2 separate regions of the Homo sapiens genome follow, and region 2 is linked to region 1. Evidence: read pairs that join two places in POLR2A ChIA-PET (ENCODE). Cell type or tissue: CD4-positive, alpha-beta T cell. All regions are shown on one strand. Links, peaks and the distances in the headings refer to the core of each region. The heading gives the core; the rest is flanking DNA. Region 1 has its middle 9.2 kb from the start of GRIN1. Region 2 holds the start of TPRN (taperin).

Evidence for each region. ChIA-PET counts read pairs that join two places held together with the same protein. Peaks named below come from ENCODE experiments on the same cell type or tissue, not always from the same donor. Only the 100,000 strongest peaks of a DNase experiment are listed, where the experiment ranks them.
Region 2: POLR2A ChIA-PET joins it to region 1 with 14 read pairs; 28 of 35 experiments call an interaction of 5 or more read pairs at or near these places.

What each region holds. Positions count from the first base shown.
Region 1 is chr9:137,127,235-137,132,589 of GRCh38, reverse strand. No RefSeq gene overlaps it. Among named protein-coding and RNA genes, the nearest start is that of GRIN1, 9.2 kb to the left of the region's middle. RefSeq lists silencers at 2,230-2,739, 3,100-3,179 and an enhancer at 4,170-4,379. In CD4-positive, alpha-beta T cell, for the core only: no CTCF peak of the experiment used is centred there; DNase peaks (open chromatin) are centred at 2,829, 3,539, 4,239 and 4,949; H3K4me3 peaks cover 3,346 bases; H3K27ac peaks cover 1,796 bases.
Region 2 is chr9:137,197,964-137,203,318 of GRCh38, reverse strand. It overlaps TPRN (taperin), which reads left to right and starts at 2,578. Exons shown (of 4, transcript NM_001128228.3): 1 at 2,578-4,332. The coding sequence starts at 2,608. RefSeq lists an enhancer at 1,590-2,118 and silencers at 2,347-2,816, 2,907-2,976. In CD4-positive, alpha-beta T cell, for the core only: no CTCF peak of the experiment used is centred there; DNase peaks (open chromatin) are centred at 2,398, 3,342 and 3,713; H3K4me3 peaks cover 801 bases; H3K27ac peaks cover 707 bases.

The DNA.
Region 1 (5,355 bases), core at 225-5,224:
AATTTGTTGATCTTTTCTAAGAAACAACTTTTTAAGAACTTTCTTTCTTTTTTTTTTTTTTTTTTTTTGAGACGGAGTCTCGCTGTGTCCCCCAGGCTGGAGTGCAGTGGCCGCGATCTCAGCTCACTGCAAGCTCCGCCTCCTGGGTTCACGCCATTCTCCTGCCTCAGCCTCCCGAGTAGCTGGGACTACAGGCGCCCGCCAACACGCCCGGCTAATTTTTTGTATTTTTAGTAGAAACGGGGTTTCACCGTGTTAGCCAAGATGGTCTCGATCTCCTGACCTCGTGATCCGCCCGTCTTGGCCTCCCAAAGTGCTGGGATTACAGGCGTGAGCCACAGCGCCCGGCCAGAACTTTCTATTTCAGGCCGGGTGCGGTGGCTCACGCCTGAAATTCCAGCACTTTGGGAGGCCGAGGCAGGTGGGTCATGAGGTCAGGAGTTAGAGACCAGCCTGGCTAACATTGGTGAAACCCTGTCTCTACAAAAATTAGCTGGGTGTGGTGGCAGGCGCCTGTAATCCCAGCTACTCCGGAGGCTGAGGCAGGAGAATCGCTGAATCCAGGAGGCAGAGGTTGCAGTGAGCCAAGATAGCACCACTGCACCTACAGCCTGAGCGACAGAGAAGACTCTGTCTCGAAAAAAAATAAGTGAATAAATAAAAACTTTCTATTTCATAGATGTTCTGTTGTTTTTCCGCGTTCTAGTTCACTGACTTCCTTTTTTCTTTCTTTTTTTTTTTTTTGAGACAGTCTCACTCTGTCGCCCAGGCTGGAGTGCAATGGTGTATTCTCGGCTCACGGTAACCTCTGCCTCCCAGGCTCAAGCAATTCTCGCGCCTTAGTCTTCCGAATAGCTTGGATTTTGTGTGTGTGTGTGGGGGGGGGGGGCGGGGGGGACACGGTCTCACTCTGTTGCCAAGATTGGAGTGTAGTGGTGCAATCCTAGCTCACTGCAGTCTCCACCTCCCATGCTCAAGGGATCCACTTTCTAAGCCTGTCAAGTACCTGGGACTAGAGGTGTGCATCAACACACCTATTTTTTTTTTTTTTTTTGAGATGGAGTCTCGCTCTATCACCCAGGCTGGAGTGCAGTGGCACGATCTTGGCTCACTGGAACCTCTGCCCTCCAGGTTCAAGCAATTCTCCTGCCTCAGCCTCCCAAGTAGCTGGGGTGCCCGCCACCACACCCAGCTAGATTTTTTTTTTTTTTTTTTGTATTTTTAGTAGAGACGGGGTTTCACTGTATTGGCCAGGCTGGTCTCAAACTCTTGACCTCGTGATCTGCCCGCCTTGGCCTCCCAAAGTGCTGAGATTACTGGCATGAGCCACCGCGCCCGGCCTTTTAATTCATATTTTTTTGTAGCGATGGAGCTTCACCGTGTTGCTCAGGCTAATTTCAAACTCTTGGGCTCATGCAATCCTCCGGGGTCGGCCTCAGTCTCCTCCCAAAGCATTGGGATCGCAGGGGTGAGCCACTGTTCTCGGCCTCACCTCTTCTAACGTTAAGAGTTTGCAGTTATAACTTTCTCTAAGCACTGTATTAGCTGCATCCTATACATTTTCATGTGCATATTTCCATTTTTATTCAGCTCAAAATACGTACTAATTTTTTGTGATTTCTTATTTATTTTTAATCTTATGAGACGGAGGCTCGCTCTGTTGCCCAGGCTGGAGTGCAACGAGGCGATCTCGGCTCACTGCAACCTCTGCCTCCCGGGTTCAAGCGATTCTCCTGCCTCAGCCTCCCGAGTAGCTGGGACTACAGGCAACCGCCACCACACCCAGCTATTTTTTGTATTTTTAGTAGAGACGGAGTTTCACTATATTGGCCAGGCTGGTCTTGAACCCCTGACCTCAAGTGATCCCCCGCCCCCCCTCGACCTCCCAAAGGGCCGGGATTATAGACATTAGACGTCGTTGCCGGGGGAGCCCTCCAAACACCCAGAAATGCCACAGCCAGGACCGTGGGACGCAGCAGAATCGCCCAAGGGGCAGGGGGCAGCCTGGCCAGAAGAAAATGAGGGAGGGGCCGCGCGTGAGGTTCGGCAGGGGAGAACACAGGCCTCCGGCGGCCACGGACGCCGCTTTGCCATTTTGAGCGTTTCTGGGGAGGACAACGCGCGCAGGAAGCGCAGTCATCTCAAGCTGACCTCCAAGGCTACCAGGTTTGAGGGCTGGAGCCGAGTCTGAAAGCCCCGACCCGCCTATGGCGCGGGGACTGTGGGTCCAGCCGGCCGCTTGGCCCCCTCGCTCGGCGCCGGTCCAGGCGCAGCGCTCGGGCCCCGGCGACGGTGAGATGCGGCGCGGCCAGCTTAGCTCGGGGTAGGGGCCACCCCAGCCTCGCCCCAGCCGGCCGGGTCCGCGACCTCGGGAGGGTCCGGTCCTTCCCTCGGCCCCCGCGACGCCGCGCCCGGGTGAGGCCCTGGGCTTCTTGCCGGTGACCACGCGGCCAGGGTGGCCCCCAGCCCAGGACGGCTACCAAGGGCGGCCCAGCCCCATCCCCGCGCCGCGGGTCCCGGAACCGAAGAGCTGGGAGCGGGCGCTCCCTGACAACATGGCGGCGGCGCCCGGGCGCCTCCCCGGGTCCCGGGTGTCTGCGTCTCCCCGCGAGGCCGTGGGCAAAGCCGGTGCCGTCCGACGACAGGAGGCGAAAGGAACCCAGGACCAGACCCGCGGGGCGAACAGTGCTGGAGGACCATGCACCGACCACGCCCGAAGCAGAACCAAGGCCCGCCCTGTTGCCGTGGCGACTGCGCGCGGGGTAGACGCAGGCGCCGCAAGCCGTGAGCTCTCAGTGCAGGCGCATAGGCTGCGGGGTTGAGGCGCATTGCGTGCGCGTGCGCGCTGCTCACACGCGGACGGTTCTGTGCGCCGCAATGGCTGCCCGCGAGTATCGGAGAGGCGGAGCTCTCAGTCTTTTACAGGACCGGGTCTCCTGATGCCGCCGGTGGTTCCTCGAGGCCCCCTTCCACGCATCCGCCGCCGCTGCTTCATCAGGACTTCATTTCGGTGACGCAGAGCTTTGGCGAGAGCTACGGCAACAGCAAGAACTGCCGGCGGCTCTTGTGCTGCAGGGTGAGGACCGCGCCGGGCGGACCGAGGCCCGGGGTCGCTGCGCCCGCCGCCCTCCCAGCCTGCGGCTCCGAGCGGGGCCTGGGCGGGCAGACTCGACTCCCCCCGACGCCGCCCTCTCCACCCTTACCCCGCAAAAAGGGGCAAATCTGCTTTCCGGGCCGGGGCAGCCGTGGTCGGCACGCCTGCAGCGGTCTCAGCGACCCAAATTCTGCGGGGCGGTGGTGGTGGGAGGAAGGGTTGGAGCCCCAGCAGGTTGTCTGGGCTTCGTTTGCTTTTCGGCAAGGTCCTGGCCCAGGCCCCAGTCCCTCTTGGAGCGGAAGCCTCTGGACCTGTTGCTCCTAAGAAAGCAAGCGGCCCCTGACGCGTTGCTGTGGCCTGGTTTGACCCTCGTAGCCAGCCCATGTTCTGTGAGGCATGAAGCGCCACGCAGACACCACGACAAAGTGAGATGAACTAAGACCTCTTCTTGATTCTAAGCAGGGAACGCACAGCTCACCCTGTCACATGCAGCGATCATAAGCTGAGAATTACCCTCTTCCTTCCCACAGCGTCTAATCTTTTTTTATGTTTTTGTGGCAAGGTCTCGCTTAGTCGCCCAGGCTGGAGCGCAGTGGCGATCATGGCCCACTGCGGCCTCGACCTCCTGGGCTCCAGCGTGCGTCTAATCTAGAACCAAATCCTCCTTCCTTAGATCATCCCCCAAATCACCCAACTACAGGTGAAATCCTGTAATAGTTTCCTCCGAACACCCTGTTGCTGAGACACCTCAACGTCTCAACCTGGTGTGTTTGTACGTAGAGTAAAAGACCCAACTTGTTTAACTACAGGCGTGTTTGCAGTGGTCTTTGGCTTAAGGGCGTTATAGACTCTCAGTCGGAGAGTCACTGAGATTCAGTTGAGACTCTCAACTCAGAGCATGCCTTTCTGAGTCCCTTTTGTGTCTGTCTCTGGGAGCACAACCTATTCTTGGCTGGGAAGAAACAGGCATATTCTTTGTTTCATTCTCCTTGAACGCCTACCGTGGCCAGTTGCCGTTTTAGTTCTGACTGCAGAGATGAATAAAACAGATTTGTAGGAGAGGCTGGTGAGAAGCCAGCCACAGACAGGCAGAGGCAGGTGGCACATGTGTACGTCCTGTGTGGAAAAGAGCAGGGCCCTGGGGAAGAACCGTGGCTGGTTCTGAGGGCTCAGCGGAGGCTGCGGCACTGAAGGCAAGATCTGAGGGCTGAGAAGCTGCTGGCACCGGGCAGGGTGGGGAGGGGGCTGACTTGAGCCTGAGCGAAACTGCCTGAGGCAAGGAGGACCTTGGCATATTTGAGACGGTGAAATTCCCAGGGCTGGGAGACGGAGTGGGGGTTGTCTCAGTCCATCCGTGGTCCTACAGGTCCTGGAGGTAAGGAAGCAGACCACCACTTTTCCTGCTGGCCTCCTCTCCCCACCTTGCCTAGTTTATAAGGCAGGAGGAAAGGGAGAAAGCAAACAGTTGGAAAGAAACAGAAGTAAGATAAATAGCCAGACGACCTTGGCGCCACCACCCAGCCCTGGTGGTTAATAATTATAATAATAATATCAGCTCCTGACCTGAACTACTTGTGTTATCTGTAAATTCCAGACGTTGTATGCAGAAGCATTGTAAAACTTTCTGTTCTGTGAGCTGATGCATAGCCCCTAGTCACATTTCCCGCGCTTACTCAATCTACCAGGACCCTTCCATGTGGACCCCTTAGAGTTGTAAGCCCTTAAAAGGGCCGGGAATTTCTTTTTCAGGGAGCTCGGTACTTAAAGACGCAAGTCTGCCGAAGTTCCCGCGGAATGAAGCCACTTCCTTTTTTTTTTTTTTTTTTGAGACGGAGTCTCGCCACTTCCGTCTTTAACCCGTTGTCAGGGGTTTTGTCTGCGGCTCGTCCTGCTACAGAGGTAGCATGGAGGGTTCAGTTGATGTGCGGGAAGATTTTGGCGTGGACTGGAGGTCTGAGATGTTTACTGTGAAACTGCTCTGGCTGGGTGGAGACACTGGAGGGCAGGAGGCCAGGAGAGCTGCCTGGCTGTGGGAAAAGCTGAGTGGGGGAGGAGGGCTCCGCAGGAGTGGGCCTTGGGAAAAGGAGGGCGGGTCCCTGGGTGGAGGGGCCAGCAAAGGCTGTGCAGGCTCTGGCTTGGGGACACTGAGGAGCTCCGTTTTGGATCTGCCCACTGTGAGATGCCTGGGAGGCGCCATGGAGACCTTGGTGGGCAGGTGGTGCCGGGATCAGAGTCTGCCAGGGGAGACAGGTTTTAGGAGT
Region 2 (5,355 bases), core at 91-5,090, 71 kb before region 1:
GGATATGACCCTCAGAGTCCAAGGTCTCTTAATTGGCACTCTTGGCCTTTGGGGCCAGAAGATTCTCTAGTGAGGATGCAGTCTGTTTCGCAGTGCTCCTGCCTCTCCTGGGTAGATGCCAGTAGCAGCCTTCACTTGTGACAAGCAGATGTTTATCCAGACATTGCTAAGGGCCCTGGGGAACAAAATTGTCCCTGGCAAAAACCAGTGGGCTAAAATATTTCCTGTCTGGGGCCAGATGCGGTGGCTCACGCTTGTAATCCCAGCACTTTGGGAGGCGGAGGCGGGCAGATCACGAGGTCAGGAGTTTGAGACCAGCCTGACCAACGTGGTGAAACCCCGTCTCTACTAAAAATACTAAAATTAGCTGGGCATGGTGGCGCATGCCTGTAATCCCAGCTACTCAGGAGGCTGAGGCAGGAGAATTGCTTGAACCTGGGAGGCAGAGATTGCAGTCAGCCGAGATAGCACCACTGCACTCCAGCGTGGGCGACAGAGCGAGACTCTGTCTCAAAAAAAAAAAAAAAAAAAAATTTCCTATCTGGCTCGTTACAGAACAGGTGTGCTGACCTCTGCTCTCATGCATCAGCCTGGCCAGCGGAGTGCGGTGTCAGCCTCTGCCTGGCGTGTATGCTTAGTTGTGTAAACCATGGAGGGGCTTGCGTTGGAGGCAGCTTATCTGGTTTGTTGCTACGACACTGTGTCCAGCCTGGGATTGGCATAACTTTTGTCAAAGCCAGATTCAAGCTGAACAGTGGGAGTGAGTTTCCTCGTAATGTTATTTATTTCTAGATTTTGTGTTTTGTGTGTTCCCCTGTTTTATTTTGGTAGTTCAGAATTGGGCAACCCTACTAGGGTAGAAGTGATGAACATCAGATGCTTCCTTTAGAAAGGTGATTTGAGGAGGGCCCTAAGGGAGGAGACACTTGGCTTCTGGAAAGCTGAAATGAAAGTTTATTCTGGCCAGGCCCAGTGGCTCACGCCTGTAATCCCAGCAGTTTGGGAGGCCAAGGCAGGCAGATCATGAGGCCAGGAGTTCGAGACCAGCCTGGCCAACATGGCGAAATCCCGTCTCTACTAAAAATACAAAAATTAGCCGGGCGTTGTGGTGGGCACCTGTAACCCCAGCTACTTGGGAGGCGAAGGCAGGAGAATCGCTTGAATCCTGGAGGCGGAGGTTGTAGTGAGCCGAGATCGTGCCACTGCACTCCAGCCTGGGTGACAAGAGCAAGACTCTATCTCAAAAAAAAAAGAAAAAGAAAAAGTTTATTTTCTCCAGCTTAATGGAGTGGCAGGAGAATAAGGCAAGCATTAAGCTAGCGGCTGCTGCAGACTGTCATGGGGCACAGAAGCTGAGAAGGGCATCCCCAAGTTAAAAAAAAAAAATCTGTTCTGCATCATTGCAGAGACCCAGGCGACCTTGGTGTGGGAAACAGCAGTGTCTACTGAGCAGGCTGCTGACTGCAGGGCAGGTGATGGAAAGAAGGTGATGTCCGTGCACTCCAATTCCCCTTCTCCCCGTGACTCCAAGCGATCTCCCTATTGTCTGCAGGCTTGAAAGGCTGTGGAAGCACTCTGAAGCCCTCCCTGGGGCAGAAGGGACTTGTCAGCCGGGAGGCTGTGCCCTCAGGGTCATGGTATCCGGAGCCTTGATGAGGGGACGTTCAACCGATGGGAGAGGAGTAACCTTAACGTGGCAGCAGGGTGGAATAATCAGACACAGGGGTCGGCCCTATGGGGCCCACCGTTACCCTGGCTTTTTTTTTTTTTTTTTGGCTCTGAATGCATTGGAGAGCTCTCCAAGCATGCAGGGCCCTGCCCTGGTGAACCTGCTTGCGTGTGGCGGGAGAGGCTGCTTCCTTTGTGCCTGCTCCTGCAGATGCTTTTTGGGGACCACGGATGGCAAGGTTGGGTTAAGAGGCTCCCACCTGGGCAGCCTATAAAAACTAGGGATTTCTGAGAAACTGGTTCGTTGGGGCTGCTCGGGGCTCCAGAATTGGCATTTCCAAGCCCCGCAGGCACCTGCCGGAGGTCGGAGGACCCCTGGTGAAAGCAGGGTCCGGGCCAGAGTGTGGCCTGTGCACCGTCCACGGACACGGGTGCCTTCGGTCCTGGAGCAGCGCCCTTCCTGCACCGCGCTCTCAGCGGACGGAACAGGCGGCCTCGGTGCTGGCAGCATGAGGAAGTCCCAAGCTCAGCCAAGGTCACTCGGGGCGCAGGGTCCAGGGGCCGCGCACCCGGCTACCCCCAGGGACGCCGGGAGCTGAGAGCGCAGAGGCGGAAGTGGGGTCTGCCAGTGAGCGGCGCGAGGCACCGGGGTGTGTCCGGGGGGCCGTCCCCAATGGAGGCCAGCTCCGGTGATAGGCGTTGTCCAATGAAGTCCCTTGGGAGGCGGGGTTGAGGCGAGTGTTGTCCAATCGGTAGGGTCACTTGAGGGGCCCGCCCTCCTCCCCTGCCATAGGTGGGCCTCCCGCACGGGGCGGGGAGAGCGGGCTTTCCCCAATGGTCGGTGGCCCGGGAGGGGGCGTGGCCGCGGCGCCCAGGCTGGCCGCGGCGGCGGCTGCCACTCCGGCCCTCAGTCCAGCCGTCCGCTGCCGCGTTCGCAGCATGGCCGCCCTGGGGCGGCCGGGCTCGGGGCCGCGCGCTGCGGTGCCCGCTTGGAAGCGTGAGATCCTGGAGCGGAAGCGGGCCAAGCTAGCCGCGCTGGGCGGGGGCGCGGGGCCCGGGGCGGCGGAGCCCGAGCAGCGGGTGCTGGCCGAGAGCCTGGGCCCGCTGCGCGAGAACCCGTTCATGCTGCTGGAGGCCGAGCGGCGGCGCGGCGGGGGCGCGGCGGGGGCGCGGCTGCTGGAGCGGTACCGCCGCGTGCCTGGCGTGCGCGCCCTCCGCGCCGACAGCGTCCTCATCATCGAGACGGTGCCCGGCTTCCCGCCCGCGCCGCCCGCCCCGGGGGCCGCGCAGATCCGCGCCGCCGAGGTGCTGGTGTACGGGGCGCCGCCCGGCCGCGTCAGCCGCCTACTGGAGAGGTTCGACCCGCCCGCCGCGCCGCGCCGCCGCGGGAGCCCCGAGCGCGCCCGCCCCCCGCCGCCGCCGCCGCCGCCCGCGCCGCCCCGGCCCCCGCCCGCGGCCCCCAGCCCGCCCGCCGCGCCCGGGCCCCGCGGTGGCGGGGCGAGCCCCGGGGCCCGGCGCAGCGACTTCCTCCAGAAGACCGGCAGCAACTCCTTCACCGTCCACCCCCGGGGTCTGCACCGCGGCGCGGGCGCCCGCCTGCTCTCCAACGGGCACTCGGCCCCTGAGCCCCGGGCCGGCCCTGCCAACCGCCTCGCGGGCTCCCCGCCTGGGTCGGGACAGTGGAAGCCAAAGGTGGAGTCGGGGGATCCCTCCCTCCACCCGCCCCCCAGCCCCGGGACCCCGAGTGCCACTCCAGCCTCACCCCCTGCCAGTGCCACTCCTAGCCAGCGCCAGTGCGTCTCCGCAGCCACCAGCACCAACGACTCCTTCGAGATACGGCCGGCCCCCAAGCCAGTTATGGAGACCATCCCCTTGGGGGACCTCCAGGCCCGGGCGCTGGCCAGCCTCCGCGCAAACTCTCGAAATTCTTTCATGGTCATCCCCAAGAGCAAGGCCTCCGGGGCTCCTCCTCCTGAGGGGAGGCAGTCCGTGGAGCTGCCAAAGGGAGACCTGGGCCCGGCCTCCCCGAGCCAGGAGCTCGGATCCCAGCCGGTGCCTGGAGGGGATGGTGCGCCTGCCCTCGGGAAGAGCCCCCTGGAGGTCGAGGCACAGTGGGCAGTCGAGGAGGGGGCCTGTCCCAGGACAGCCACCGCCCTCGCTGACCGGGCTATTAGGTGGCAGAGGCCGTCCTCACCGCCCCCCTTCCTGCCGGCTGCTTCGGAAGAAGCTGAGCCTGCTGAGGGCCTCAGGGTTCCTGGCTTGGCCAAGAATAGCCGGGAATATGTGAGGCCGGGGCTGCCTGTCACCTTCATCGATGAGGTAGACTCGGAGGAGGCCCCCCAAGCAGCCAAACTACCCTACCTCCCGCACCCTGCCAGGCCTCTGCACCCTGCCAGGCCCGGGTGCGTGGCAGAGCTTCAGCCCCGGGGCAGCAACACCTTCACAGTGGTGCCCAAGAGGAAGCCAGGGACTCTGCAGGACCAGCACTTCAGTCAGGCCAACAGGGAGCCTCGGCCACGGGAGGCCGAGGAGGAGGAGGCTAGTTGCCTCCTGGGGCCCACGTTGAAGAAGCGCTACCCCACCGTGCATGAGATCGAGGTGATTGGCGGCTACCTGGCCCTGCAGAAGTCCTGCCTCACCAAGGCTGGCTCCTCAAGAAAGAAGGTCAGTGGTGGGGGCAGGGCCACTGGCTGGCAGGGAGAGAGTGACAGCTCACAGAACTGTGGGGGCAGCACCTGCCCTGATCCCAGGACGCTTGGCCTGGGCAAAGGATGGTTTCTACATGGACTTGAGGCGAGCTGGGGCTGGGTGGGCCGTGCTGGGTCCAGGGCCCCAGTGGAGCCCCCTGACTTGGGCCGTGGGGACAGCTGGCCTGCTGTGTGCCTTGCCAGGCTGCTGGAGAGCGACAGGGCAGACAGTGCTATGTCCCTTGCCAGTTGTTGTGGCTCATCTGGAATTAGCTGGGCGGGTCTGTCCCTTTGTGAGTCCAGCTGAAAGAAGCAGACCTGGGCTTGTGGGTTCCTCCCTGGGCTTGGCTTTGAGGGGTGGCCTCACATGGTCTCCTGGAGGCCCGCTGCATGGGCGCCAGGCGCCACGCTATGAATGGGAAGGGCCAGATGATCGGGGTTGGCTGGATCCTCGCATCACAGTCAGCCTTGGGGTGCAGCCCACCAGCCAGTTGGGAGAGGGCCATCAGCTCCCCAGAAGGCACACTGGTTGGGAGCTGGGCAGGAGTGCCGTGTATGCCTGTTCTGGGCCTGGGAAGCTTGCTGGGGAGAAGGGGCCTTCGGAGGCTCTGAGCCAGCCAGGCAGGGGAGTCTCCCTCTTGGCCAGTGGCCTGGAATCCTCTGGGCACAGGAAAAAAAATCTTCAGATTCTTTCTGGTAATTCCTGCACCTGTATTTGTTCCCTGGGGCAAATTCCAAGGGCAGCTCCATGTGACTTCCCGGTCTGCGGTGACCTGTCAGGAAGCAGGTGTACCTTTCCTGGGGACTGAGGGGGGGCGCCTGGGGCGCCTCCCTTGGGTCTTCCTATCCAGGCACTGCCCCAGAGCCATTGCTGGCTAGGCTCACCCCTGAGGCGGGCTGTCCTCCAGCCTCAGTTTCCCCAGGCTGGGGATGGGACCTTGCAGGCTCCCTCAGCAGATAGGCTGCTGCCTCCCTCTGTTTGCTTCCTGCCCGGGATTGG